Regions from separate parts of the Homo sapiens genome. Here region 1 is linked to region 2. A link is a loop called in an ENCODE intact Hi-C map of the cell type or tissue named here. Cell type or tissue: gastrocnemius medialis. All regions are shown on one strand. Each heading gives the region's core, and the rest is flanking DNA. Links, peaks and the distances in the headings are about the cores only. Region 1 overlaps FAM193A (family with sequence similarity 193 member A). Region 2 overlaps FAM193A (family with sequence similarity 193 member A).

Evidence for each region. Hi-C counts contacts between places; a loop is a spot of excess contacts. Peaks named below come from ENCODE experiments on the same cell type or tissue, not always from the same donor. Only the 100,000 strongest peaks of a DNase experiment are listed, where the experiment ranks them.
Region 1: it touches region 2 in a loop (4-fold over the local background); 1 of 110 quality-filtered maps calls a loop at or near these places.

Annotation. Positions count from the first base shown.
Region 1 is chr4:2,589,067-2,604,127 of GRCh38, forward strand. FAM193A (family with sequence similarity 193 member A) reads left to right here. Exons shown (of 21, transcript NM_001366318.2): 2 at 7,018-7,263. Among named protein-coding and RNA genes, the nearest start is that of FAM193A, 60 kb to the left of the region's middle. RefSeq lists enhancers at 6,684-7,636, 7,637-8,588, 8,589-9,541. In gastrocnemius medialis, for the core only: no CTCF peak of the experiment used is centred there; a DNase peak (open chromatin) is centred at 8,525; H3K27ac peaks cover 2,500 bases.
Region 2 is chr4:2,651,578-2,666,638 of GRCh38, forward strand. FAM193A (family with sequence similarity 193 member A) reads left to right here. Exons shown (of 21, transcript NM_001366318.2): 8 at 6,226-6,303; 9 at 7,981-8,093; 10 at 8,235-8,477; 11 at 11,261-11,414; 12 at 11,532-11,711. Among named protein-coding and RNA genes, the nearest start is that of TNIP2, 97 kb to the right of the region's middle. RefSeq lists enhancers at 6,943-7,444, 7,445-7,944. In gastrocnemius medialis, for the core only: no CTCF peak of the experiment used is centred there; a DNase peak (open chromatin) is centred at 8,834; H3K27ac peaks cover 2,500 bases.

The DNA of each region.
Region 1 (15,061 bases), core at 7,258-9,757, 63 kb before region 2:
CAGACATGTTCTGAGGCTGGCTCAGATATTTGTTTTCTTCTGGATAAGTAGCATCAAAACAAATAGTAATTATATTATTTAATAGACTTAAAACACGGCAACTACATTTGTATAGGAAAAACCACATTAGTAACATTACATGGAGAAAAGCATTTTATGTAACTATAGTTCCAGCAAATACCACTATGCCTTCATTAATGCCTTAAAACCATCTTATTTACATCTGTAGAACCACTGGCCATTTAATAGGGCAATTCAGGAGCAATCATTAAAAACAGTTGCAGTTTTCATTAGGTTTTCTCTGTTTATTCTAATATGTAAACTGAAATTAAAAGTAAATCCTTCAGAGTTCATTCTTTAAAAAAAGTAAGTCCTAAGGAAAACTGTTATATTAGCTATTTAAAAGGATGCTGTAATAATGTAGAATCAGTCACTGTTGAATTTTATTGAGTTTCCATGGAACAGCCTTGAAATTATAAATTGCTAGATATTTACTCTGTAAGATTACAGAAATTATTTATCACAGAGCCTTAAATACTTAAGGTAATTTTGTGCCTAACTCATGATATGATTGTTACCAATCTCTTTGTAACCACTGAGAAGGAGGTTTAAGTATTAATGTTAGTAATTGCTCTCCAGGCAATGCCTTTTGCTCAGAGAACCTGCATATGCTTTGGGAAAGCTGAGTTCAGGAAAGAAAGGGTGAAAAGGGCACAGGTATTTTAGTGACTACACATAACAGTGTTCCCTGGACTTGAGTGCAGGTAGCTAATAAAAGATCATGTATAGGCTGGGCTTGGTGGCTTATACCTGTAATCCCAGCACTTTGGGAGGCCGAGGTAGGCAGATCACGAGGTCAGGAATTTGAGATCAGCCTGACCGACGTGATGAAACCGCATCTCTACTAAAAATACAAAAACTAGCCGGGCATGGTGGCGCAGGCATGTAATCCCAGCTACTCAGGAGGCTGAGGCAGGAGAATTGCTTGAATCCAGGAGGCGGAGGTTGCAATGAGCTGAGATCACGCCACTGCACTCCAGCCTGGGCAACAGAGCGAGACTCTGTCTCAAAAAAAAAAAAAAAGAAAGAAAGAAAAGGATCATATATAAAAATGCAGAAAATTGGCTGGGCGCCATGGCTCACGCCTGTAATCCCAGCACTTTGGGAGGCCGAGGCGGGCAGATCACGAGGTCAGGAGATCGAGACCATCCTGGCCAACGTGGTGAAACCCCGTCTCTACTAACAACGCCTGTCTGGGCGTGGTGGCTCCTGCCTGTAGTCCCAGCTACTTGGGAGGCTGAGGCAGGAGGATCATTTGAACTCGGGAGGCAGAGGTTGCAGTGAGCCAAGATGGCGCCACTGCATTCCAGCCTGGTGACAGAGCGAGACTCCATCTCAAAAAAAAAAAACAAAAAAAAACAAAAAAAAACAAAAAAAAACAAAAAAAAAACAAAACAAAATTAAAAAACAGAAAATTGTGATTGAGGTAGGCAAGACAAAGTGTGTATTATTGATTTGGACTAGACATTTCAGTTCCCTTAGCATTTACTGGGCGCCTACTGGTTGCTGGGTGCATTATGGACATTCATAATGTTGAGTGTCTAATGGGAAGATGGACATGTGAAAGATAATTTTGTAGTATAATGAATATATGATAGTCTATAGGAAGTGTAGAAGTTGGCCAGGCGCAGTGGCTCACACCTGTAATCCCAGCATTGTGAGAGGCCGAGGCGGGTGGATCACGAGGTCAGGAGATCGAGACCATCCTGGCTAACATGGTGAAACCCCGTCTCTACTAAAAATACAAAAAATTAACCAGGCGTGGTGGCGCGCGCCTGTAATCCCAGCTACTTGGTAGGCTGAGGCAGGAGAATCACTTGAACCTGGGAGGTGGAGGTTGCACTGAGCCGAGATCGTGCCACTACACCCCAGCCTGGGTCACAGAGCAAGACTCCCTCTCAAAAAAAAAAAAAGAGTGTAGAAGTTGTACAGGAGTTGTAGTAATTAGCTGCGTGTGACACGTATTGATTGAGGGGTAGGGAGCAAAATTCACAGAATAAAAAAGTTACCATAGTGGGGTTTGAAGGGATGCCTCGCAGTTGTCTTGTAAAGGAAAGGCGGGGAGATTGGTGTTTTAGGGAAGCAAGCAGCAAGTATGAAGGCAGGAAGAGATAAAGCCACATAGTTGGTTGGGGCGGGAGTGTGGAACTGTAAGGAGTTTCAAGTGGGTGATTTTGCAAGAACACACTGACCAAGGGCCTGGTGTATCCTGCTTGATCCTTTGCTAAGGACTTGATCTTTTTAGGCAGCAGGAACAATCGAAGGGTTTAAGGCAGAGAATGTTCTGGTCATAGGTACAGTGTGAGGGGGTTTTGACAGGAGATGGAGGGCATGTGGGGAGCAGACAGCCCTGAAGGCCGGTCGGCAGGAGGTGGCAGCGTCACCAGCACGGGGCCTTTGTTGTGTCTCCTGCATTAGCCTTCATAGGGCGGTCTAATCTGGGTTGTGCTGCTGTTACCCGAGAGGATATTGCTTTTACTGTGTTTTTACCCTAAGATGACCTTTTTTCTTCATGTTTATAAGAAGTTTATCTGTAAAGTATTTTTAGTAAATCTGGGTTTTCATGTTTAATTTGGAATTTCATTTTGGAAACAAATTTCAAAACTAGAATATAAGCCTAGCAAGAAAACAAATGCTATTATGATTTAATGTCTTTTATGATACACACACACCTCCCACCCCCATGCACACAGGCCACAGTCACTGGGTGGTAGAAAATCAGTTTATTCAGAAAAGGTAAAATACATCATAGATGGTAGAACTCAGCTGTTAGTAGTGTTCCCAAAGTGTTTTCAGCAATACTGCCATCTTAGCCATATGTCCGTATTCTCCTATGCAAAAATTTCTGGGTTATCTTGGTCCCTTACATGGATATATATACACATTTTATATATTTACATATTTCATCTATGTGTTTGTAGGATTTGGGGGATGATACTAGTAAAATGTTCATTCTGGTACATATATATAATTTTTTTTTTTGAGATGGAGTATTGCTCTGTTTGCCCAGGCTGGAATGCAGTGGCGCGATATCCGCTTGCCGCAACCTCCGCCTCATGGGTTCAAGTGATTCTCCTGCCTCAGCTTGAGTAGCTGGGATTACAGATGTACGCCACCACACCCGGCTAATTTTTTGTATTTTTAGTAGACACGGGGTTTCACCACGTTGGCCAGGCTGGTCTTGAACTCCTGACCTCTTGATCTGCCTGCCTCGGCCTCACAGAGTGTTGGGATTACAGGTGTGAGCCACCGCGCCCAGCCTGCTACATTTATTTTTTAAAAATATCAATGTAACTAGATTTCTGCTTCCAAGCAAGAGGTAGTAACTAGAAGTGGATTTATCTTCCTGTCTCAAACAGTGAAACAAAGGACCAAAAAAATGTACCAAGTAGTAGTTTTCCAACATTGGCCCACAGGCAGGCAGGACAGTGATCCCTGAGAGAAGAAGAATAACCGCGGCAAGCTCCAGCCTTGCCCAGGCTTCCTGCCTGGAGAGAGTCTGAAGGCTAGGACTTGGAGAGCTACCCAGACCGAGTCTGAGGATCTCCTTGATTGAGGAGGCTGAGTTGAGACTTTGGGGAGGCCAAAGTAAATTTGCAGGGCAGAGTACCAGAGAGGAGAGAGCTGCAAAGAGGGGAAGGAAGAGCTCTGCATAGGGTTCTCCCCAAGCCCAGCTGAGGGCGCATAAGCACATGCCTGTGGGGAAGCTCTCTGCGCCTGGGCTAGCACCCTGGAAGTGAGGAGCGGGACAAACCTTGCAGCTCACACAGGGCCAGGAGCAGTGTGTGTTCCCACCAGCCATTGTGGGAAAATCTTACAACCTGCAGGACCCTGGGTGGCAGCTTAGGAGGATATTGCCTCAGTTGTGGGTAAGAGGAAAGGCGTTCTGATGCTGCCTTACAGAGCCTACAAGCCCTGAAAGGACCAGACTCTTCCCAAACAACCCTCCTATGGCCCATGACGAAGCTCAGATACTGAAGGAATGAAAAAATACCCAGCACCTGACGCTTCATACTTGTCCCTAGCTCTTCTCCTCCTCTCACACCTCACAGCTGGCTCCTTCACAGCCTTATCCACTTCCCTTCCTGCAGCCCTGGTCCAAGCTGCTGCTGTCTGGCTCCTGAACTGCAGATAGTCGTTTCTTCCCATTGTCCCATCCCATCTCTCTCTGCACGCAGCCTCAGAGTCACTCCTTGACTTCAGTGGCCCTCAGCTCTCCCCCATCTCTCCTTCTGCTCTTGTCAGCCCCATGCCAGCCACTGGGCTCCCCACAAGGTACAGCCATGTCGGCTTCGGGGGTCTCCTCAAGGAGGCCCTCACTGTCCACCGGGTTAAAGGGTACAGATCTTCTTTGCTGTTATGTTTTTCTCCTTATCACTATTTAATTAGTTAATTTTTTCATGTATTTGTCTTATTTATTGCCTTTGTCTTTGACAGTTTTCTTCACCATTGTGCCCTCAGTGCCTGGACCAGTCCCTGAGCATGTGATGGGCTCAGTAAATCCTGGATGACTGGTGAATGTACAGGAGCTGAGCTGTGCGCTCTCTGGTCATTTCTGGCTCTTAACATTATGATTTTAGGCTTGGGGACCTTTGGGCCTGTAGAGCCCAGCATCTCATTCTGTAATTAAAAGGGCAAGCCAGAAAGGTCTGATGGGTATGGCTGTTCTGCCAGTGATGGGAGCTGTTTTCTAAGACCTGAGGAAAAGAGATGGCTTTATATTGGGGTAAATCAGTGTGCCTTTTTTTTTTTTTAATTGTCGTCATTTAGGCTTTTGGGATTTGTTGGTATGGAAAAATACATGGATTCTCATGGTACTCGGTGGTTTGAGTAGTCTGGCGTTCTCTAGGACACTGTGGGGAGGTAGGACGCAGTTGTCTGCCCCTGTGCCCCAAACATTCAGCTCAGGATGGCTGCTGAGCTGGGTTTGGGAAAACTCACAACCCTGTGGATGTAACAGGAGTCAGCAGTTTTGATCACTGGTTCATGGAAACATGTGAGAATATATATGAACATCTTTTGAGTCTTGCTGGTATTGTCATTCATTCTTTCAATCACTAATTCATTCATTTATACATTCAGCCCCTTGTTTAAATATGTGCTTCCTGCCGGTCAGCAGGAAGTCTTAAGAATGGAGCCTGGGGTCCAAATGAGAGCCCTCAGTGGCTGTTCAGGGGCCAATCCGTTATGTACAGTGGGTCCTTTTGAATACCGGTGGTGGGATGGGGAGACAGCTCGAGGCTGTGGGAAGAGCTACAGGTCTAGCCGGCCTTGGAGAAGCTTCTGGGTGGAGATGGAGACTGAAAAGCCAGAACAGCGTCAGCTGGGTCCACTCTCTTCCCACCTGGCATGTCTTGCAGCAAGGACACCCTACACGGCAGGAGAGACTAGCGGGGGTTCTCTCACCTCCACCCCACTGTGTGCCCTTTTTCTGGCTGCCTCTGGAAGGCCAGGCGAGGCTTCCCTTTGCCCTGCTCCCTGGGAGTGCCTCCCTCCAGCCTCTCCTCAGGGTTCGAAGGGGCTTCCTCCTAAGGTGCAGAGGCAGCCCTGTGTGAAGGACCCGTCTTAGGATTGGGTTGATACGGGTTAAAAATCCTGTGTCTCCCCCGACACACACACACTTGCTGGTCTTGGGACTTTAACCCCATTTCCAGTTGTGTGAGACTCAGTTTCTTTCTTTTTCTTTTCTTTTCCTTTTTTTTTTTTTTTTTTTTTTTTTTGAGACTTAGTCTTGCTCTATTGCCCAGGCTGGAATGCAGTGGCGTGATCTTGGCTCACTGCAACCTCCACCTTCCAGGTTCAAACGATTCTCCTGCGTCAGCCTCCTGAGTAGCTGGGATTACAGGTGCACACCACCACGCCCAGCTAATTTTGTGTTTTTAATAGAAACAGGGTTTCACCATGTTGGCCAGGCTGGATTTTTCTTTCTTTTTTTTTTTTGACACGGGGTCTTGCCCTCTCACCCAGGCTAGAGTGCAGTGGCACGATCACAGCTCACTACAGCCTCGACTTGCTGGGTTTTAGCAATCCTCTCACCTCAGCCTCCCTAGTAGCTGGGACTACAGGCACGCACCACTATGCCTGGCTAATAGTTGGATTTTTTGCAGAGGCGAAGTCTTGCTATGTTACTGAGGCTGGTCTCAAACCTCTGAGCTCAAATGATCATCTCACCTCTGCCTCCCCAGGTGCTGGGATCACAGGCGTAAGCCACTGTGCCCAGCCTTCAGTTTCTTTTTCTGTATTTGTGTTTTAAAGGCTAATTTTATTTTTTTTCTGATAGAGTGGGTGGTTATCTTTTGAGAGGTTTTAAGGTATAACAATCTTGCCTTTTCCTCCTACCTCTAAGGCCTCTTCCCCTTGCCCCACATTGTAGGACCTATTTGAAAATGCAGATGTTTATTTACATCAGGTGATAAGAGATGAGCTCAGCATCATTACTGCTGGGCCTGGAAGGGCGTCTGGGCCTTGGATGTGCAGCTGCCATCAGCTCCCTGTTTATCTTGAATCTGGAATTTGGACAGCCGACCTCAAAGATGGTTTGCATCTGCAGACACACTTAAGCCAGAATTGCCATCTTGAATCTGAGCCCTGGTGTGCAGATGCCTCTAGAATAGTAGTTTCAGACTTCGTTGGTGGTAACCAGTTCTGGTAAACAGTCTGAAAATTGAGGCTGACAGTTTCTAGCATGTGGTGGAAAAGTAATACAGAAGTCAAGGTGAAGGGGTTAATTTTGACAATTTTCTAACTCGTACTAAGATAAGATTTTCTTTATGGCACTATTTAAAGTATTACGAGTTTCTAGAACATTAGGTTTAGTTTTATTCAATACATTTCCTATTTTATGTTTCTGTATATAAACATACACATGCATTTTAGTTTTAGAACTATACATATATTTTAATATTCTTGGCTTTGTAGATGAGGTTTTGAAAATAGAATTTTTTTTTTCTATTCCAGACTCCTTTTAGTTTTGGCATGAATCATAGGACACCACCCTACCCTGCTGGGGATTATTGTCTTCTGTGCAGAAGTGAACGGAAAGACTCATCATTCTTAGAGAGTGGAATTAAGACTGCGAGCAAATTGGCCCTTTCCATGGCTCCCAAGGGCAACAGCGTGCTGCACCTGCCACTGTGGGTGTGCCCGGACTGCCGCAGGACCGTGGAGAAGGAGGAGAGGCATGGCGGCCTTGACCAGCCAGTGGTGAGTGGCTGCCAGCACAGGCAGCGCAGGGCGTTGGCTCCCCCCGCCCAGGTTATGGGGTAACTGGCAGTGAAAGAAATGGATTTGCTTTTGCTTCAGGGGGCACTCCCTCCTGCACCACCTTCTAGTCTGTGTCTCCTGGTACGTTCCTCCTGGTCTTCCCTGGCCACACTGCAGTAGGTGGCAGGACACCTGCCCTCCTTGTCTGGGCACAATTCAGTCATCAAGCTATGTGACCCTGAAGGGTGATTTTTGGCTTTGAGCTTAGTATTTCTTTGGTGGTACAGTTTCTTGAAAAGGGAGTACAATTTTCATGTGTTTAGTTCTCAACAATTCGACATGCAGGTAATTCTTTACGCGATGCTCTTAAGCCTCACCTTCCCTTTTACTTATTTGTGCTGCTTCAGCCTCTTCGAGGCCACAGCAGGCTTGGCTGGGAAGACCGCACCCTTACTCTTATCTTTGACCTGATGGAGTTTTGGTGGGCCCTTGTTCCGGGCAGGCTTTCACATGTACTGTTTGGGTTCTGGAAGGAGTTGGCTTTTGCAACTATTTGAGACCCCACATTCTAGGCCTCTTCTGTGCCCTTTGATTTCTGCTTGAAAGCGGCTAATTATTTTCTGAGCTCTTCTCTTCCTTCTGATACCTTGCTATGTGCAGCCAGGAAACGTGTGCATTCCCTGCTCCTCTGTTTTCTCCTGCAGAACTGCCTTGGGGGAGTCCTGGTGACAATCTGAAGAGCGCATCCCCACTGCCTGGTGTGGGTTTCCATCTTTACTGGCCTTGGAGGCAAGCCCCATCTCCAGGGCCAGTTTCTATCCTTGGGGTCTCATTGTCAGAATTACTTTCTCACTCGGCCCCTCCCGCATGTCCCGCTTTCCTGCTGTAATTCTCTTCCTAGCACTTATTTCTAACATACTATGTATTTTACTTACTCATTTGGTTTGCTTTCTTCTTCATTAGAATATAAACTCTACAAAGACAGCTATTTTTATGGTTTTCTTTGTGTGGTTTTTTTGTTTGTTTTTTTACCAATACCATTTTCTTTGCTTTTTGTGGTGGTTGGTTTGTTTTCTCATTAAACTTTATCAGCTCTTCTTCCGACTCCAGCCCTGCTCTTGTATTTTAGCCTGCCTCTGCCCTTGGGAACAGGCTTCTGCTGTTTGCCCTGGTCCAGAGGCCAGCGGAAGTGCCTATGGTTCCCTGCAGTGCGTCTTGCCTGCGTTGGAGGAGGATCTCATTTCCCAGCCCCCGGCTTGTCTTGGTAATGGATAGTTTGTCAGATGAGCCATTCTCTCCTCACCAGAAACAGTGACCTTGGGAACAGCAGAGGTGTAGTGTTGGCCTGTGTTTGTGGATTCGGACCAGCTGTTGCTTTGTAGGTCAGCCTCTTTGTTGGAGCTGGCCTTTAAAAAAATAACATGATTTACCTTCCATTAAGATTCACTCTTTTTTTACTTAAAAAATGTTCACTACCACAGCTAAGCTACAGAACATTTGCATCACCCCATAAAATCCCCTTGTTCCCCTTGGTAGTCACTTCCCTTCCCCCGTCCTAGCCTCTGGTAACCACTCACCTGAATTTTTTTTTTTGAGACAGAGTCTCGCTCTGTCACCCAGGCTGGAGTGCAGTGGCACAATCTTGGCTCACTGCAACCTCCGCCTCCCGGGTTCAAGCAATTCTTCTGCCTCAGCCTCCCCAGTAGCTGGGACTACAGGCACGCGCCACCATGCCCAGCTAATTTTTGTATTTTTGGTAGAGATGGGGTTTCACCATGTTGGCCATTATGGTCTCGATCGTGATCCGCCCGCCTCTGCCTTCCATAGTGCTGGGATTATAGGCATGAGCCACCGCGCCTGGCCTGACCTGATTTTTGTTCCTACAGTTTTGCTTTTTCCAGAGTGTCACATATACTTCTGTAACTTGCATAATGCTTTTGAGAGTTACCCAAAATGTTGCATGCATCCGTAGTTTCTCTTTTTTATTGAGTAATTTTACAGATAAACCAATTTATGCATTCACCAATTAATTGATGGATGTTTGTGTTGTTCCCACGTTTGGGCTATTTTGAAAAAAGCTGCTATGAACATTATTTTTCTTCTGTGGACATCCTTTTTATGTGTTGCTGGATTGATTTGCTAAAGTTATGTTAATGATTTTTGCATCTGTGCTCATGAAGGCTGTCTGTAGGCCTCTTGTCTTACAGTGGCCTTCGGGGTCTCATAAAATGAGTTAGAATGTGTTCCTGTTTCTTCTCCTTTCTGGAAGACTGTGTTAGAATTGGTATTATCATCTCTTCCTTAAACGTTATTGGTTCTTGCTTTCTGTTTCTCTTGTTCTGTTTGGTCAAATGCCAGACAGTGTGCAGAGAGCATCAGGCTGAGGTTGTTTCCTGTGTCCTGTTGTGCACCTGGGAGGCCAGGTCAGTGCATTTGGCCTCAGCTGGGCTGTCTCTAGCACTGTGCGTGCTCGTGTGGGCCTGTAGAGGGGAGTCTCTCTCTACTTCCTCCTTGGCAAGGTCTCCGATGGTGGCATCTTCTCAGTTCCCCCCTCTAGCCTGACTCTTGGGCAGCTCTGTGCTCACGGCCTTGGGGGCAGCTTTCCCAGCGAGCCCACCTCTGCCCGGTGGCAGCCAGACTCTGCCTTGTATCTGCAGGGGTCTGACCGGCCCCGTGTCTTGTGCTGGTCCTGGCCTGTGTGTGGCACACGCCTTTCTCCAGGACAAGGAGAAAGGCATGTTTCCTTCCTCTCTGCTAGTGGATTAGCTGGAGACTTGGGTGCAGGTCTCCTGGGAATGAGTGGGAACATTCGTTTTGGGGCTTTCCAGGGGTTAGACTCCCACACTTGACACTCTCAACCTTTCAGAATTTGTTTAAAGTTAAACTGTTTTTTTTTTTTCTAACCACTTTTATGGCCTCCTTCCACTTTCCTTCCTCTGTCAAAGGTGAAACAGTAAGTGTGTCCCCTTCTCCCTGGAGGGGCTGCTGCACTTTGTTGTGTAGTTCCCTCCGGCAGCCTGGTCACTTCGGCTCTCTGATGGCCCAGAGATAGGATTTTATCAATTGTCCTGCTCTGTCTCTGGTCAGGGCTCTGGTCAGGGCTCAGAGTGCACGGCTCTCCTGCAGCTTTCTGCATCCAGAGGGGAAGTGGGGCTGAATTGCTGTCTTCTAGATAAGCATTCTGTTATCAGCAGTTGTAGGAGAATATTGGTGGGAATTTATCTTAACATCTTGCCTGACAGTTGCACGTTGCAAATTTCTCTGGAGACCTCTTCTTCCAAGATTGACCCATCCTAGCATCACGTCCTAGACATAGTCGTGCCTGGAAACCTAAGAAATCTCCATTTCAAACTTTCATCTTGATCATTGTCTGTCTTTGTAGCTCACTTGCTTGTCTTCTCTTGCCATAGTTTTTTTTTTTTTTTGAGACAGAGTCTTGCTCTGTTGCCCAGGCTGGAGTGCAGTGGTGCAATCTCAGCTCACTACAACCTCACTTCCTGGGTTCAAGAGACTATCGTGCCTCAGCCTCCCGAGTAGCTGGGACTATAGGCATGCGCCATCACACCTGGCTAATTTTTTTTTTTTTTTAGAGACACAGTCTCGCTCTGTCACCAGGCTGGAATGCAGTGGTGCGATGTTGGCTCACTGCAACCTCTGCCTCCTGGGTTCAGGTGATTCTCATGCCTCAGCCTCCCGAGTACCGGGGACTATAGGCGCGCAACACCACACCTGGCTGATCTTTGTATTTAGTAGAGACAGGGTTTCGTGATGATGGCCAAGCTGGTCTCAAACTCCTGGCCTCAAATGATCTACCTACCTTGGCCTCCCAAAGTGCTGGGATTACAGGCGTGAGCCACTGCGCCTGACCTGCCATAGTTCTTTGACCTCATCCATCCCTATCAGTCCATGGATTCCATTCCTGTTAGGTTTATCACGTCTCCCCGACCTCACTCCTAGGAGCCTGAGTTCCCGGACTTGGCACTGTGGCTCTTCCGTGGCTCTCAGGCAAAGGCCCTGAACTTTTTTTGGTTATGCTGGTCCAGCCCTGTCTCTTCCCTCCATGTGGCAGAATATTCATGGAGAAAATTGCTGGCCTCAGTTTACTGCTTCCTCTTCATAACTTCATGACTGCAAACCATGCATGGGCATCTAGTGCGTTTTTCTGGCTTAAGTACCTCCCCAAACTCCTTGGCAGGAACCCTTCCTTTTCCTTGCTTCTTAGACTACGTGTACCCTCTTTACCCACCCCTTGCTCAGCTCAGCTATTGACCTTCGTGCTTCAGGGAGAAAATCAAAGTTAACACCTCCCCTGTATCACCCCCAAACCCCCATAGCTGAGGGCATTTTCTCCTCTCTTTCCTCTCCAAGGCCCACCCCCACTGGGCTTTCAGGTGCCCATCTGTTTTCATCTTCTTCAAGACTTTGTCGCTTTGATTATTGTTTTCTTCTGCCTTGGCCCATGACCCATGGAATGCAAATACTCTGGGGCTACCCATTCATGAATGACCCGCCTTTGGCCTCACCTCCCCTTCACAGCCATGTATGTCTCTAGGTAGATTTTAAAGTTGTGGTTCAATTTCTTTAATGGTTAAAATCTTGTCAGGTTAGTTTTGGTAAGTTATATTCTTAGAAATTGTCAAAGTTGCCCACCAGCGTGGCACATGCCTGTAGTTGCGGCTACACAGGAGGCTGAGGCAGGAGGGTCGCTTGAGCCCAGGAGTTCTGGGCTGTTGTGCGGTATGATAGTGCCACTGTACTGCAGTCTGGGCAGCACAGTGAGACCCCGTCTCTTTTAAAACAAGAAAAATTGGCAGAGTTACTGGTATAAAGTTCTGTGTAATGGTCTCTTTTCACTTCTTACCTGATTTGTAGATTTGACTTTTTATTTCTTCTTCTTCTTTTTTTTTTTTTTTTTTTTCCTGAGATGGAGTTTCTCTCTGTCGCCCAGGCTGGAGTGCAGTGGTGCGATCTCAGCTTACTGCAACCTCTGCCTCCCGGGTTCAAGCGATTCTGGTGACTCAGCCTCCCGAGTAGCTGGGACTGTAGGCGCGTACCACCACACCCAGCTAATTTTTTTGTATTTTTAGTAGAGATGGGGTTTCGCCATGTTGGCCAGGCTGTTCTCTAACTCCTGACCTCAGGTGATCCGCCCACCTCGGTCTCCCAAAGTGCTGGGATTACAAGCCTGAGCCACCATACCCGGCTACTTTTTTATTTCTCATATTTGTGCCTTCTTTTTTTTCTTTTAAACTAGTTTTGTTAGAAGTCTGTCAGTTTTGGCCCAGCACAGTGGATCACACCTGTAACCGTAGTCTTTGGGAGGCCGAAGCAGGAGGATTGCTTGAGGCCAGGAGTTCAAGACCAACCTGGCTAACATAGAAAGACTCTGTCTCTATAAAAAAAAAAAAATTATAAACCAAAAAAAAGTCTTGTCAGTTTTGTCTTTCCAAAGAAGCAGCTTTTAACTTTTAAAATACTTGTACTTTGTCTGTTTAATTAATTGTTGCTTTTTATTATTATTATTTTTAAGATAGATTCTCGCTCTGTTGCCCAGGCCGGAATGCAGTGGCGTGATCTTGGCTCACTGTAACCTCCACCTCCCAGGTTCAAGGGATTCTCCTGCCTCAGTCTCCTGGGTAGCTGGGACTACAGGCATGTACCACCGTGCCCAGCTAATTTTTGTATTTTTAGTAGAGACAGAGTTTTGCCATGTTGCCCAGGCTGGTTTCGAACTCCTGACCTCAAGTGATCCTCCTGCTGCGGCCTCCCAAAGTACTGGGTTGACAGGCGTGAGCCACTGCACCCAGGCAATTATTGCTATTTTATATACATACATGTGCTATATATTAATATTTGATTGGTTGATGCTATGGTGAATGTGATTTAAAAAAAAAAAATTTAGAGGCCCGAAAGAGAACAGTGCAAAGTTAGTTTCCTCTGGCTCTCTCTCTTTATCCTCTTTGCCTTCCCAGAGGCCTCCACTATTGGCAGATGCTTGAATCTTCCTCTAGAGATGTTCTGTTCTTTTTTTTTTTTTTTTTTGAGACAGAGTTTCGCTGTTGTCTCCCAGGCTGGAGTGCAGTTGTGTGATCTCGGCTCACTGAAACCTCCACCTCATAGGTTCAAACGATAATCCTGCCTTAGCCTCTGAGTAGCTGGGATTACAGGCACGTGCCATCAACCCAGCTAATTTTTGCATTTTTAGTACAGATGGGGTTTCACCATGTTGGCCAGGCTGTTCTTGAACTCCTGACCTCAGGTGATCCACCCACCTTGGCCTCCCAAAGTGCTAGGATTAGAGGCATGAGGCTGGCCATGTTTTTCGTTTTGATGTTTTTGTTTTTGTTTTGTGACGGAATCTCGCTCTGTTGCCCAGGCTGGAGTGCAGTGGCGCGATCTCAGCTCACTGCAAGCTCAGCCTCCCGGGTTCACACCATTCTCCTGCCTCAGCCTCCCAAGTAGCTGGGACTACAGGCGCCCACCACCACGCCCGGCTAATTTTTTGTATTTTTAGTAGAGATTGGGTTTCACCATGTTAGCCAGGATTGTCTGGATCTCCTGACCTTGTGATCCGCCCGCCTCGTCCTCCCAAAGTGCTGGGATTACAAGTGTGAGCCACTGCACCCGGCCTTTTTTTTTTTTTTTTTTTTTTTTTTTGAGACGAAGTCTCGCTCTATTGCCCAGGCTGGAGTGCAGTGGCGCCATCTCAGCTCACTGCAGGCTCCGCCTTCTGGGTTCACGCCATTCTCCTGCCTCAGCCTCCTGAGTAGCTGGGATTACAGGCGCCCACCACCATGCCTGGCTAATTTTGTGTGTATATATATATGTATATATATATATTTTTTAGTAGAGACGGGGTTTCACCGTGTTAGCCAGGATGGTCTCAGTCTCGTGACCTGCCCACCTCGGCCTCCTGATTGCTGGGATTATAGGTGTGAGCCACCGCGCCTGGCTTTTTTTGTTTTTTTTTTTGAGATGGAGTTTCACGCTTGTTGCCCAGGCTGGAGTTCAATGGCGTGATTTCGGCTCAACGCAACCTCCGCCTCTTGGGTTCAAGCCATTCTCCTTCCTCAGCCGCCCTAGTAGCTGGGATTACAGGTATGCACTACCACGCCCAGCTAATTTTTTTTTTTTTTTTTTTTTTTGAGACGGAGTCTTGCTCAGTCACCCAGGCTGGAGTGCAGTGGTGCGATCTCGGCTCACTGCAAGCTCCGCCTCCTGGGTTCACACCATTCTCCTGCCTCAGCCTCCCAAGTAGCTGGGACTACGGGTGCATGCCACCACGCCTGACTAATTTTTTTTTGTATTTTTAGTAGAGACGGGGTTTCACCATGTTAGCCAGGATGGCCTCGATCTCCTGACCTCGTGATCTGCCCACCTTGGCCTCCCAAAGTACAGGTGTGAGTCACTGCACCCGGCCAATTTTCATTATTTTCTAGTTTTTATTATTTCTGTTTTCACCCGTGAATTATTTAGAAGTACGTGTAAGTATCCAAACACATATCTCTTGAATTATTATTATTATTATTTTGAGACGGAATTTCACTCTGTCACCCAGGCTGGAGTGTAGTGGCACGATCTTGGCTCACTGCAACCTCTGCCTTCTGGGTTCAAGTGATTCTCATGCCTCAGCCTTCTGAGCAGCTGGGATTACAGGCGTGTGTCACCATGCCCAGCTAATTTTTGTATTTTTAGTAGAGACGGGGTTTTACCATGTTGGCCAGGCTGGTCTCAAACTCCTGACCTCAGGTGATCCGCCCGCCTCACCCTCCCAACTTGCTGAAATTACAGGGGTGAG
Region 2 (15,061 bases), core at 7,858-10,357:
AATCCGCCCCCATGATCCCATCACCTCCCACCAGGTTCCTCCCCTGACATGTGGGGATTACAGTTTGACATGAGATTTGGGTGGGGACAAAGGTGAACCATATCAATGTGACAGGTTGACATGACGTCACGGCAGACGTGGAAGGTCCTGTAATCAGGGTGTGGTAGCAGCCTCGCTGCCTGTCCTCAGGACAGCTCTGACCAGACTGGATCCCCCTGGCAGGGAAGCATAAGAGGTTGCTGGCCTGAGTCGTCAAGAAGTGACCATTGTGAAGCAGACATTCAGCTCGTCCCAGACAGCCCCCAGGAGGAGAGTCCAGACCCCGTGTAGATGTGTGTGATCAGAAAGAGTCCCTTGCAAGGGTCGTTCGAAGGCAGAGTGGGCTGTAGTGTGGAGATGAGTTCCCCATGATAGGGAATGTGGAGAATAGTTGGAGAGGTATTTGGACTAGGTGACCATGAGGTCTCATCTCAGATTTCATTTCAGGGACACATCTGTCCCTGACTGGGGCTGGTGGCCTCTGTGCCTGGTATTCATTGTTTACCAGGGATTTGCAGAGTACCCTTCATGGGAGGCACTTGTCTGCAAGTCTAAGTGCAAATCAGCCTTGCCTGTCAACAAAGATGACTTGGGTGTGTCGGTGCTTCCTGTCCTGGTGTTGAACAGGAGACGCTGGCCTATTGCAGAGAAGCTTTGAGTCTGGAAGCTTTTCTGAATGGAACTCCCACCTCCCTTTCTCCTGCATTTGGTGTTTTTCTTCTGTAGGATTGATGCTGTTCACTTGATTTATCCCTGGTGTATTAGTCCATTCTTGCATTGCTATAAAGAAATACCTGAGACTGGATAATTTATAAAGAAAAGCAGTTTAATTGGCTCACGGTTCTGTGGCTGTGTAGGAAGCATGGCTGGGAGGCCTCGGGAAACTTACAATCATGGTGGAAGGTGAAGGGGAAGCCAGCACATCTTACGTGGCTGGAGTAGGAGGAAGGGGGGTGGGGAGGTGCTACACACTTTTAAACAACCAGATCTTCTGAGCACTCGCTATCACGAGAACAGCACCTTCGGGGAAATCTGCCCCCATGATCTGATCACCTCCCACCAGGCCCCATCTCCAACAATGGGGATTACAGTTTGACATGAGATTTGGGCGGGGACACAAATCTAAGCCATATCACCTGGCTTTCCCTTCATGTATCGATATAAGTTTCTGAGGTTGTGAATAACTTGTAACCTTCAGGTGACTTCAGAAAAATAGTATAGTTAGTGATAACATAGGGAAAAAGATGAAAGAGAAGGAAGATGAACCGTTACCGAGTGCTGTGCCAAACCCCGTGTGGCTAGAGCCTCACTACTGCTTCCTGGTGTTACCACATCTGCAGATGACAGGAGGCTCCCGAGGGTCTCAGCCAGGCAGGCCTGTTGGGGTTTAGGTCAGCGGTGTCCTACGTAGCATAACATCCTGCCCCTAAGAGCCTGGGGTGCTGTCCTTAGTTCCACATGTGATGGAAATGGCAGATAAAGTTCTAGTTTCAGAGATTCATTTCTCCAATTGAACTGTAACTAAACACAAAAATGCCCTTAGGGAAATTCTTTTACTAAGACTGAAAAATCCTTTGGGAATAGTAATTTCTTCAGGTATCTGTTTCTTGAAGGTAAACATTTATTTTGAAATATTATATATGGTATTATTGCTGTTGTTCTAGGGAAAATGGTATATATGTAAAAATAACACATACATGTTCTCTCTAGGGAGAAAATAACAGTGTCACTTAAAAAGTAAAGTGTATTTCTTTAAAATTGCATGTTACATTGCTTTTACAAAGAGAAAACCAGTCTCTTCACTAAAGCAACCAGAAGATGCTTTTTATTTTTATTTATTTTTTTTTAGACAGAGTCTCTCTCTGTCACCAGGCTGGAGTGCAGTGGTGTGATCTTGGCTCACTGCAACCTCTGCCTCCTGGGTTCAAGCAATTCTCCTGCCTCAGCCTCCCGAGTAGTAGGGACTACAGGCGCCCGCCACCACGCCCGGCTAATTTTTGTATTTGTAGTAGAGACAAGGTTTCACCCTGTTGGCCAGGATGGTCTAGATCTCTTGACCTCATCATCCACCCACCTCAGCCTCCCAAAGTGCTGGGATTACAGGCGTGAGCCACCATGCCCAGCCAGGAGATGCATTTTTATTTTCACTGTCTTGTGAAGAAACCATGAGAAACAATCTGCCACTAATACAATTGAGGGAAATTGAGCCACTTTAGTAACATCCAGAGAATAATAGTCATTCTGGAACCATGTATGCATGGGTGGGAGGTTGTGGGGAGCTGAAAACAACAGAAATTTATGCTCACAGTTCTTGAGGCCAGAAGTTCAGAATCAGTATGTCAGCAGGGCTATGTTCCCCTGAAGGCTTTGGGGGCAACTGCAGTGACCCCTGGAGTTCTTGGTTTGTGGCCACTCCACTCTCCACTGGAGCTGTTTTAATGCACTATTTAATTTAAAACCTTTGAATGAACATTGGTTGCTTCTAATCAATAACATTTTAGAAATTTTATACTGATTCAAAGGCTTTAAAATGTTGAATACGTGTAAAATAATTGAGTCTCTGTTCACAAATAAGTATGTATGTATGTGGCAAGAGAGTTGGTAGGTTTTGTTTGTTTGTTTGAGATGGAGTCTTACTCTCTCAACTAGGCGGTGGTGTCATCTCAGCTCACTGCAACCTCTGCCTGCTGGGCTCAAGCAGCCCTCCCACCTCAGCCTCCAGAGTAGCTGGGATCACAGCGCACACCACCATGCCTGGCTAATTTTTTTTTTTTTTTTTTTTTTTGTATTTTTGGTAGAGACGGGGTTTCACCGTGTTGCCCAGGCTGGAAGTTTGAAATCAATTATTTTTATGTTTGCTGTCTGAAATTCATTCTTTCTCTGTTGTTTGACACATACATAAGCCTGCAGGTACCCAAATTTGTTCCAAAAAAAAAAAAATTTCCCTGAGGCTGTGAGGAGAGAGTCAAGGAAGAGGTTTTTATTGATGTTATTTATCAAACAACTCTTACACTGTACACTAAGATTTTATAATAACTGCAGACATATACAATGAAAAGGGAGAATTGGCACCAATATTGAATCTTCCCATCCAAGAATATGGTATGTCACTCTTTTTTAAGGTTTTTAAAAATATATTGTATTATGGTTTTATAGTTTGTAAATCTTGACCCATTTTGTGCCTCCATAGTCTGTAGTTTGAGGGGCTGCTATGACCGGCATCTTGAGTGGGGAATGTGTGTTTAAAGCATTCATGCTGGAAACTGGGAAAATGGAGATGCCCTGTGACCAGTCATCTCGCCAGATGCCGGCATTAACTCTTGTAGTTTTTGAGTTGAGTCTTGAATCTGGGAGTCTAGGAAATCACGGTATCTTCTACAAATAATGATAGGTTTATCTCATCTTTTCCAGCATTTGTCCCCTTTTTTTGGCTTCCACTAGGACCTTCAGACCAGTGTGAATAAGAGCATTGATACTGGCACCCTTGTCCAGTCCTGGCTTCGAGGGGCTGCTGTGAGTGTTTCACCATGAAGTTTGATGCTTGCCATACAGACTTTTGATACTTTCTAGCAAATTAAAGAAGTTTACCTTTATTTCTAGTTGATTTAGGCTATCATTTAAAAAATAAAACAGGAAGATGTCAAAATTGATGGTATGATTTTTCTTATATCAATTTCTGTATGAGTTAAGAGTTTAGGTTACCTAATTTTGAGACATTCTTGCGTTCCTGGGATGAAACCCTAGTAGATCATGATATGTCATTCTTTATTCCATTATTAAATTTATTAGCTGATATTTGATTTAGGACGTGTGTGTGTGTGCGTGTGCGCCTGTGTGTGTGTGTGTGTGTATTCGGACAGCTATATAAAATTATTTTTAGAGACAGGGTTTCACACTGCTGGCCAGGCTGGAGTGCAATGACAAGATATTAGTTCTCTGCAGCCTCGAACTCCTGGGCTCAAGCTCTCCTCCCACTTCAGCCTCCTGAGTAGCTAGGACCATAGGCACATGCCAGTGTGCCAGCTAAGTTTTGGCTTGGTGCAGTGGCTCACAGCTGTAATCCCAGCACTTTGGGAGGCCAAAGCAGAAGGATCGCTTGAGCCCAGGAGTTTGAGGCCAACCTGGGCAACATAGGGAGAACCCCATCTCTACAAGGAAAAAAAAATTAGCCAGGTGTGGTGGTGTGTGCCTGTGGTCCTAGCTACTTGGGAGGCTGAGGTGGGAGGATCATAGGCCCAGGAGGTTGAGGCTACAGTAAGTTGTGATCATACCACTGTAGTCCAGCCTTGGTGACAGAGCAAGAGACCTTGTCTCAAAGATAATTTTATTTACAAACAAATGAAATTTTTTGTAGCGGTGGGGGTCTTGCCTTGTTACCTAGACTGTTCTCAAATTCCTGGCCTCAAGTGATCCTCCTGCTTTGGCCTACCAAAGTGCTGGGATTACAGGTGTGAGCCACTGCATCCAGCCAGGACTTTTATATCTATATTCTGAGGTATAATTGAGTTGTCTTGGTCTTTGAGGTCTTACTTGTTTTGTATAAAGGTTGTGCTAGCTTCATAGAATGAATTGAGAAACTCTGTGTTTTTGCAATTTTCAGGAATAGTTTAAATTTTCTGTCCCATGAAGGGTTTGATAGAACCTACCGTAAAACTTTGGGGCCTAATTCATTTTTACAGGGAAGAAGAACAAGAACTATAGATCTTGTCTGCCTTTTTCATTTATATGACATTTATTAGTGTATTTCAGGTTTCCTTCTCCCTCGAGTCAGTTTTACAAATAGAATTTGGCTCAAGAAGTTATCCATATCGTTTAGTAAAGGGTTGTAAACTCACACCTGCAGGGCTAGGGAAAGTCACGGAAATGGATGATACAGGGTAGAGCGGCCCCAGCGTTCCTGTGGTGCTCATGGCCGTCACCACCCTCACCTTGAAAGTGCCCTCAGTTGGGATAGGCCCTAGTGGAGCCTGGGGCATGGGTAGCGAAGGCCACACCTGTGTGTGCGTGCGTGTGTCCTCCTGTTCTCTGTTAGGGGCAGTCCCCACTTGGGTCCAACAGTCTTCACAGGGCCACCAGAGCTGCCAGGTTGTCAAGAGAAGCCAGAAATCTGGATTATTAGGTGAAATCTCGAACACTTTTAAAAAGAGGTGAAGTGCAAGTCGGACAAAATAGCCCATGAGCCCCTTGTTTGTAACTCTTCTTTAGATGTTACAAAGTATCAACTTATAAAGAGACTTTGTCTCACAGTTTAAAAACAATCTTCTGGCCAGGCGGGCACAGTGGCTCACGCTTATAATCCCAGCACTTTGGGAGGCCGAGGCAGGTGGATCACTTGAGGCCAGGAGTTCCAGACCAGCCTGGCCAACATGGTGAAACACCGTCTCTAGTAAAAATAGAAAAATGAGCTGGGCGTGGTGGCGGGCACCTATAATCCCAGCTAACTCAGGAGGCTGAAGCACAAGAATCGCTTGAACCCAGGAGGCAGAGGTTGCATTGAGCCGAGATTGTGCCACTGCACTCCAGCTTGGGTGATATAGCGAGACTCAGTCTCAAAAACAAAACAAAACAATCTTCATATGTACCCATATCCTTTCTCAATCCTGATTTTTTTTTAATGTTACCTTTTTCCCCCTTTTTCAGCCTTGACAGAAGCTTACAGAACCGACTTTCGGTTTTATTAATCACATATGCTTCTCTGTTTCCTCAGTAATTTCTCTTTTTGCCTTTAACTCCTAACTTCTTTGTTAGTTTTGTTTTGCTTTGCTTTTTAAGTCTCATATGCCTGTTAATAGCTCTTCCTTTCCTGTAGTCTGAGCTCTTCGTGTGGCAGGACCGAGTTGCCATCATCTTGCTTATTTCTAACACATTCAGGGCACATAATGGGCATTCAGTAAATAGTGAATGTTCATCCACTGTATTGACAGATTTAGTCAGAATATCTTGATTTCTCTTTTTACTGTTTATTCATCTCTGTCTTTCATGTGAGAAAAGTACTTGTGATGAGTTTGAGTAAAATAAAGAAATACCTGTTAACATATTTGTAGTATTGTATCTTTATTCTGTTTGCAGATGATGTTTCTCTCATATATATCATTTTAAGAAAGTCTCCTCTTGAAAATGTCTTGTATAATTGTCGCAGGTATTAAAGTTTTTCTTTTTTTTCTGTTTTTTACATCCCCTTACTAGATGACAATGAAAACCAAGCAGCGCATGTTAACAGAAGACTGGGAGCTTTTTAAACAAAGAAGATTCATTGAAGAACAGGTAAGCTTGTCAATAAGAGAGGCAATTAAAGGAAGTAGAAATCTGTCCTGACAGCAAATGACTTCTCTGCATGTTGATGTGCTTTGTTAGAACAGCATTGGAGGACCACATTGGCATGTTTTGCCAGCGTTAAAAACTGTTCAAGATGGTGTTTTTAATCTCAAGATAAACTAATTTTCACCTATTTCCTTATCTTCCATATACGCCTCAAGAAAAACCCATGTGTATTGAGTGGCCTCTCTATCCCACAGCAGCTCTGGGTATTTTGCAAAGGATATTACCTGAGTCCCCACAGTCCCCTATGAGGCAGATGGTGCCATCTGCAGTTTACATATGAAGGAGGGTGTTAGGGTGAGGTTAAGGATGTTGCCTGATGTCCCAGAGCTGGAATGGGGGCCCAGCATCCCCAGACAGAGCGCTCAGATCTCCAGACATTGCCAGGTGCCATGCCTTCAACATGGCAGCTGGCAGATCTGGACTCTCCCTTCCTCATCTTCCTGGCGGTGCCTCCTCCAGGCAGGCTTGTGCTCCACCTTTGCTGGAGCTGTTGGGCAGAGCTTGCTAGTGATGTCCTGTATCTGGTCTGGGGGCCCTTGGCTTCATCTGGAAACTTGGCTTCCCCTGATCTCCCATCCACGTGCCACATCGACTCTCTTCCTGTTCTCTGACACTTCTCTCCATCTCCTTTACGAACTCCAACTTCATTGGTCTTTCTGCAAATATTGGTGGTTCCCTGGCCTTGACCCCATGCCTGTCTCCACATTTGCATGCCCGTGGTCTCCTCTGGGCACCACAGGTATACAGATGGCACCAGTGTTGTGGCATGCTTACCTCTTCCCTTTCCCCATTCTGCATGTGTCCCTGTGCTTTTGTTGTTGTTGTTGTTTTGAGACAAAGTCTCACTCTGTCGTCCAGGCTGAAGTGCAGTGGCGTGAACTCGGCTCACTGCAACCTCTGCCTCCCGGGTTCAAGCGGTACTCGTGTCTCAGCCTCCTGAGTAGCTGGGATTACAGGTGCCAGCCACCACGCCTGGCTAATTTTTGTATTTTTAGTAGAGATGGGGTTTCACCATGTTGGCCAGGCTGGTCTCAAACTCCTGACCTCAGGTGATCCGCCTGCCTCTGCCTCCCAAGGTGCTGGGATTACAGGCGTGAGCCACCTTTCCCGGCCATCCCGTCCTTTTGAGTGGCCCTTCCAGCTGCCACCTGTCCCATTGCCAGAGTGGGTCCAGAGTTCCTTCTCCTTTGAAATGCAGATGCTCACCTTGTCTGTTAGAAGTTGAGGTGCCATTTCCTCAATAGCTCCGAGGCCGACCCCTTGCCCTCCACGTGCCACTTTTCATTCCTACAGCTCTGTTCTCAGTACCTTGCAAGTACCAAGCACATGGCAGACAGGGTAAAGGCCGGGTTTCTGCATCAGGTGTGTGCTGTGAGGGCGCACTGCAGCATGTTTGCTGAAGACAAAAGCGATTAGGGTCTCCTGGTACCCGAGCCCTTTGCAGCTCAGCCCCCAGCTTGCTGCCGACTCCAGGTCTGCTGCCCCTGTATTCCTGGTCCTGTCCCGCTGAGGAAGCAGTGCCCGTGAACATGATACATGTCAGCAGAATTACTGAAAAATAATGAGCCATGTCTCGGGGAAGGGTCTTGCAAGATTAAAGCATTTTAAAATTTCCTCTAGTTAACCAATAAGAAAGCAGTTACTGGCGAGAACAACTTCACAGACACCATGAGGCACATGTTATCGTCCCGGCTGAGCATGCCCGACTGCCCCAACTGCAACTACAGGAGAAGGTAAGGCTGGGTTGTGGTGTCAGCACGACTGGCCCATTGGACCTTCACTGGGCTGAGTGGAGGCCTAGAACCGACCCTTAGAGAGCATGGTCTAGTCTTGTGCATTGGTTGGCTTGGTAACTGTCCTTAATTCCTGATCAGATGTGCTTGCGATGACTGCAGTCTCTCACACATCCTCACGTGTGGTATCATGGACCCCCCCGTCACTGATGACATCCACATTCACCAGCTCCCACTTCAAGTGGATCCTGCTCCTGACTATCTTGCTGAGAGGAGCCCGCCCAGTGTGTCATCTGCAAGCTCGGGGTCCGGCTCCAGCTCTCCCATCACAATTCAGCAGCACCCCAGGCTCATCCTCACAGACAGTGGCTCGGCACCAACTTTGTAAGTTGTGACTTTGTAATAAAGTTTCCGAAATTTAAGTCGCCCCAGTAATGAGAAATACATACAGTAATGTCCACAGAAGTATGAACATCATTATTGTGCTTTTCATGACAAGGGACCCTGAGGTTTTTAATGCAGCTTTTAAAACATGAAATCAGTAAACCCAAACTTTTAACACTGTTTATCTGGGAAAAAAAAAACATGGTAAATTAATAAAGGCCAGTAAAGAAAAAACATGTTGGTATGCAGAGAAGAAGTGTCTCTAATTCCGGCCTCACATCTCCTCATTCTCCTAAAGGGTGACCAGTCCGCCGTCTGTCCTGTCTCCCTGTCAGCCCAGCACTCATGCTTGTTTCATGTCTTGCTAAGAACTCAGGTGATCGCTTTAGCAAGCAGTTGAAGGTTTCTGTTTTTCATGTTCCCGCATGATTAGAAGTACATTGTTGTGCAGCTGTCACCAATTCACATTGTAGTTGGCTGTTCCCAGATTTCTTCAGAGTTGTGACCCTGTCATTTGGGGAGGCTTCACATGCTAATTTCCAAAAGGGTTGCACTTGATCATATGTAGTTGCCAAAGTCAGCTTAGGTTTAGTTTACGTGTATCGTAGAGCACACAGGCATCATGTTCCATGTGGAAGTGTGCAGTGGGAGAGATTGTTGTTCCTGACCTTGGCTATGCAGCGTTTCTGGGATTTCTCTGACCAACTGACTTGTGTTCATTCCTTCTGTCTGGATTTCTCATGGTGACTGACGTTTTCCTTCAGTCTTTCCATTTTCAATTTGGGCTTGTTCTCAGACAAAATAATTCTGAAAGGACTGGTTTAAACTCACTGACTCTCTTCATACAAAGATTGCAGGCTGCTGTTTATTGCCTTAGAGACACTGTGTACTCTCCAGGGCACAAGAAAGAGTGTTGACATTTTTGCAGCTGGCTGTTATCCAACTTCTTACTGAAACATAAAAATTAAACATATATAGCCTAATGAAAATTTAAGATGGAAAATTTCATCCCTGTTCATTTGTCACAGCTGCTGATGTCAGTTATGGTCTCTTGTGTCACGTGTGGTAGTGGAAGAAATTGGCTGTGGGAGCCTTTCTCCTTGGGCCGGAACTGCCCATCACCAGTTACGGGGAGCCTAGGTTCTCGGGACATCTGGGCCTTCAGCAGCTTGTGATCAATGTCTTCCAAATGTAAACTATGATTTGAAAATCTCCAGTGTTATCTTTTCATTTGTATTGTCTCTTTCTTGGTGCCTTTTCTAAGTTGGTTAAAAAGAACAATGTGATTGTAGTCAGTGTACCACACAGTACTTCCTGGATCTTATGGGTTGGATCTTTACGGAGCTAGGGCTGGTGAAGCCTCCTGCTGTCACATGGAGCAAATGGCTGAGTTACTTCACTAGAACCTCAGTTTTCTCATCTGTAAATTGTGCCTATGGTCATCCTCAGGAGTGTGTATGAGCATTGGCCCAGGCAGCGTCCCAGGTGCAGTGGGCCTGCAGGAAGCCCTAGGACTCTGCACCTTGTGGGTGCTGTTTGTACTTACCTCTGGTGAGCTCCAGACTCTAGCACGTTACTTGTAATGTGTTGAAAAGACACCGGAATTTGGTAGTCCTGGACACTCTTCACTCATTCTAGGAAGTGAGATCACGACGAGTTCCTAGGGTTTTGCCTTCTGGAGGTTGCTGTGTGCCCAGGCTGAAGATGGACTCAGTGCATGTTTTTGTGGACCTTGGAGCATCTTATTGCACTGAGCTTAAATGTGCCAGCTCTTTTAATGCACCAGAGCTGCATCTTAAGTGGTCTCTGTAGGCTAAAGCCTTGAAATCTGTTTAAAATTAATTTCAGGCCGGGTGCAGTGGCTGATGCCTGTAATCCCAGCACTTTGGGAGGCCGAGGCGGGCGGATCACGAGGTCAGGGGATTGAGACTATCCTGGCTAACACAGTGAAACCCCATCTCTACTAAAAATACAAAAAATCAGCCGGGCGTGGTGGCGGGTGCTTGTAGTCCCAGCTACTCGGGAGGCTGAGGCAGGGGAATGGCGTGAACCTGGGGGGTGGAGCTTGCAGTGAGCCGAGATTGTGCCACTGTACTCCAGCCTGGGAGACAGAGCAAGACACTGCCTCAAAAAAATAATAAAATAAAATAAAATTAATTTCAGTAAATTTTTCATTTGCCTGTTGCTTAGATGTCTTGCTAAAGCTGATATTTAATTACGATCATGAGTGACCAGGCCATGACTGGCCTTAAAGCAAAAAAAATTAGTCTTCTGTTACATAAGTGCCTTTAAAGTTTTGTTCAACTGACTATTTCTGAAAATTTCAGCCCTAAGTTGAAAAAGCAAACACTAAACAGCTAAGGTTTAAAAAGCAAACACTAAACACCTAAGGTTGCCATCGGTACCCCTTTAATTTTAATCACAAATTGTGTTGTCTTGGGAGTAGCAGAGAGACTAGTTTTATACCAGCGCTCTTCAGGTCAAATGGAAACGTTAATCAGTCTGGTTAAATTTTTGTAGTTTCCTTAATATTTCTACTTTTGGAGGTTTTTCTGTTTGTTTTTTGTTTTTTACTCTTCCAAATGGCACAAATGTTAATCTTCCAAGCATTTTTCTCATGTTGAGGTTACTAAGAAATGTTAGTGGTAGGAATGATACTTAACTAATACTCTTTGTAAATGAAAGCCGTGATCTGTCCAGGAAATATCTGTGCTTAGTGGCTGGTTTACTCATTGTCTTTCACAATTGAATGACCTCACAGTGACCATCTCTGCTTGTGTCAGTTGTAGTGATGATGAAGATGTTGCACCATTGTCAGCCAAATTTGCTGATATTTATCCATTGAGTAATTATGATGATACCGAGGTGGTGGCCAACATGAATGGAATCCACAGCGAATTGAATGGTGGCGGGGAAAACATGGCCCTGAAGGATGAGGTATGGACATGGCTTCTTCGTAGCAACAATAAATGACATAAAATGATGGTCTGACATTTTAATATTTTATATTACTCTGTTTTGAAAAGTGCAAATTACAAAAGATTGTCTTTAAAGTCTCCTCAGATAAGCAGTACCAGCAGTAGTTCCTCAGAAGCTGATGATGAAGAAGCGGACGGCGAGAGTAGTGGGGAGCCCCCAGGGGCCCCGAAGGAAGATGGAGTGCTGGGAAGCAGGAGCCCCAGGACAGAGGAGAGCAAAGCAGACAGTCCACCCCCATCCTACCCAACACAGCAGGTAGGACTTTGCTTGCTGTTTTGCCAAGGATCTCTTTTTCTGTGTGTATTTTCTCTAAACATGAGCATTACTGAATACAAAATTATTTTGTTTCCCATAATTTCTGAAGGTTAGAACTGAAGAGAGTCAAGGCATACTTACAATCTCCATTTGAATCTTGTTTTTCTTGCTCGAATATCAATCTTGATTTCGCAACACCCCATAGCAGCTCTGTGGAGGCCTTTTTTGTCTGTATAGAAGCAAAGAGAGGAGTTAAAAAAAAATAGTGGAATATTAAAATTTCAGGAAAGGTTTGTTTTTCCTGTTCATTATCTGTTCTTCTGTTAGCCAAAGGTGAGGGTACCTTATTAGCTTTTTTTCTCAGAATTTCATAAATAGATGCTTAAACAAGTTTTTGGCCGGGCGCAGTGGCTCACGCCTGTAATCCCAGCACTTTGGGAGGCCAAGGTGGGTGGATCAGTTGAGGCCAGGAATCCAAGACCAGGCTGGCCAACATGGCAAAACCCCGTCTCTACTAAAAATACAAAAATTAGCTGGGCATGGTGGTGGGCACCTATAATCCCAGCTACTTGGGAGGCTGAGGCACAAGAATTGCTTGAACCTGGGAGGCAGAGGTTGCAGTGAGCCAAGATTGCGCCACTGCACTTCAGCCTGGGCGACAAAGCAAGACTCTGTTTAAAAAATAATAATAACAACAATAATAATAAGCAGTCTTTAAATGAAAGAACAAATGAAGGTCAAAGTGCTTGGCTGATTTATTTTATTAGGTAATATAAATGTAACACTCAGATGGTAAAGGTGATGTTGAAAGGTCTATCTGGGAAGTCTGACCACATCTCCTTACCAGTTTTTTCTTCTACGTATAATGTTTTTGATGTCTTATCCAAGAAAACTTTGCCTAACACAAAACTGTTTTCTTTTAGAAGATTTATAATTTTAGTTCTTAGATTCTGTTTGACTCAGCATTTAGTTATTGTGAGGTGAGGATATAAATTCACCTTTTCTGCATATATAGATATCCAATTGTTTCAGTACGGTTTGTCAGAAGTACCCTATTGAATTGCCTTGGCCATTTATTGAAAATTTATTGAAAATCAATGGACTGTAAATGTAAGAGTTTATATTTGGACATTCCATTCTGTTCATTTGATCTCTGTGTCTGTCCTTACACCCATAGTGCATTTGACAATTGCTTTATGGTAAGTTTAGGAAAATGGGATAGGGTCTTCCCTCCAGCTTGGTACACCTTTCTCTCTCTCTATTTTCTTTCTTTTTTTTTTTTTTTTTTTTTTTTTTGAGATGGAGTCTCCCTCTGTCACCCAGGCTGGAGTGCAGTGGCGCGATCTCGCCTCACTGCAACCTCTCCCTTTCGGGTTCAAGCAATTCTGCCTCAGCCTCCCAAGTATCTGGGACTACAGGTGCACGCCACCACGCCCGGCTAATTTTTTGTATTTTTAGTAGAGACGGGGTTTCACTATATTGGCCAGGCTGGTCTCGAACTCCTGACCTTGTGATCCGCCCGTGTTGGCCTCCCAAAGTCCTGGGATTACAAGCGTGAGCCACTGCACCCGGCTGGTACACCCTTTTCAAAATCGTTTATGCTGCTCAAAGTTCTTTGCATTCCCATATAAATTTTAGGATCTACTTGTCAACTACAAAACGCCTCCTTGGATCTTGAGGGATTGCATCGAATTCTTGAATATATATTTAGAATTCTCCAGTGAAATCCTCTGGATGTGGTTGTGGTCTTTTATTTGTGGGATGATATAGATCAATTTAGGGAGAATGCAATCCTAACAAAATTGAGTCTTCTAATCTGTGAATATGCTTTATCTTTCCATTTATTTAAGTCATCTTTAATTTTTCTCAGTAGTTCTAAAAAAATTCCAGTCTTTGTGTCTGGAATATATAAGTATTATGTGTTTTCATTCACAGTAAAAGGTATTTTCTAATTTTGATTTCCAATTGATCATTGGTAATACATAGAAATACAATTGATTTTTTTATATTGGTCTTGTGTTCTGCAGCTTTACTAAACTTGTTTATTCTAGTAGGGTTGGTTCTAGTAGGTCCTTTTGCTGTTGTTTTGGTAGATTACTTTGGATTTTCTATATACAAGATCATGTTGTCTGCAAATAAAGTTTTAGTTCTTCCTTTCCAATCTGGATGCAATGCTTTTAATCTTCCCTTCCCTTTCCCTTCTCTTTTCTTTTTCTTTCCTTCCTTTCTTCTTTTTAAGAAACAGAATCTCACTCTGTCACCCAGGCTGGAGTGCACTGCTGCAGTCATGGCTCACTGCAGCCTCAAACAGCTGGGCTCAAGCAGTCTTGCTGCCTCAGCCTCCCAGGTAGCTAGGACTACAGGTGTATTACAACTACAGGCATGCGCCACCACGCCCAGCTTTAAAAAAAAACTTTCTGTAGAGAGAGGGTCTCACTATGTTGCCCAGGCTGGTCTTGAACTTCTGGCCTCAAGCCATCCTCCCATTTCAGCCTCCCAAAGTTTTAGGAGTATAGGTGTGAGGCACCATACCCAGTCTGGATGCTTTTAATTTCAGTTTCTTTTTCTTTTTTTTTGAGACGGAGTCTCGCTCTGTTGCCCAGGCTGGTGTGCAGTGGTGCTATCTCGGCTCACGGCAAGCTCTGCCTCCCAGGTTCATGCCATTCTCCTGACTCAGCCTCCCGAGTGCTTTTAATTCCTTACTCTTGCCTTATTGAGCTAGCTGGAAACTCAGTACAGAATAGAATTGTTGCAAGCAGATATCTTTGCCTTGTTCCCAATCTTAGGGGGAAAGCATTTAATCTTTGACCACTCTTTAAATGTGATATCAAGTATAGGTTTTTCATAGATGCCCTTTATTGGGTTAAGGAAATTCTATTCTACTCCTAATTTCTTGAGTTTTTTCATGATTTGAATATTGAATTGTATTGAATATTGAATTGTTCAGTTTTTCAAATGTCTTTTCTGCATGTGTTGCGATCTTGTGGTTTTCGTTTTTTATTTTGTTACCGTGGTGTGTCACATCAGTTGATTTAAGGATATTAAATCAACCTGTGTTCCTGGGATAACTCCCACTTGGCGGTGGTATATAATCCTTTTCATGTGTTCCTGAGTTGGTTTGCTAATATTTTGTTAGGATTTTTGCATCTGTGTTAATACTAATAAAATATATTGGTCTGTAGTTTCCTATCTTTGTGATGTCTTTGTCTGACTTTGGTATCAGAGTAATACTGGCTTCATAGGATGAGTTAGGAAATGTTTTTTTCACTTATGTTTTCTGAAGGAGTTTGTTTAAGATTGAGATTTATTAAATATTTGATAGAATTCACCAGCAAAATCCTGTAGGCCTG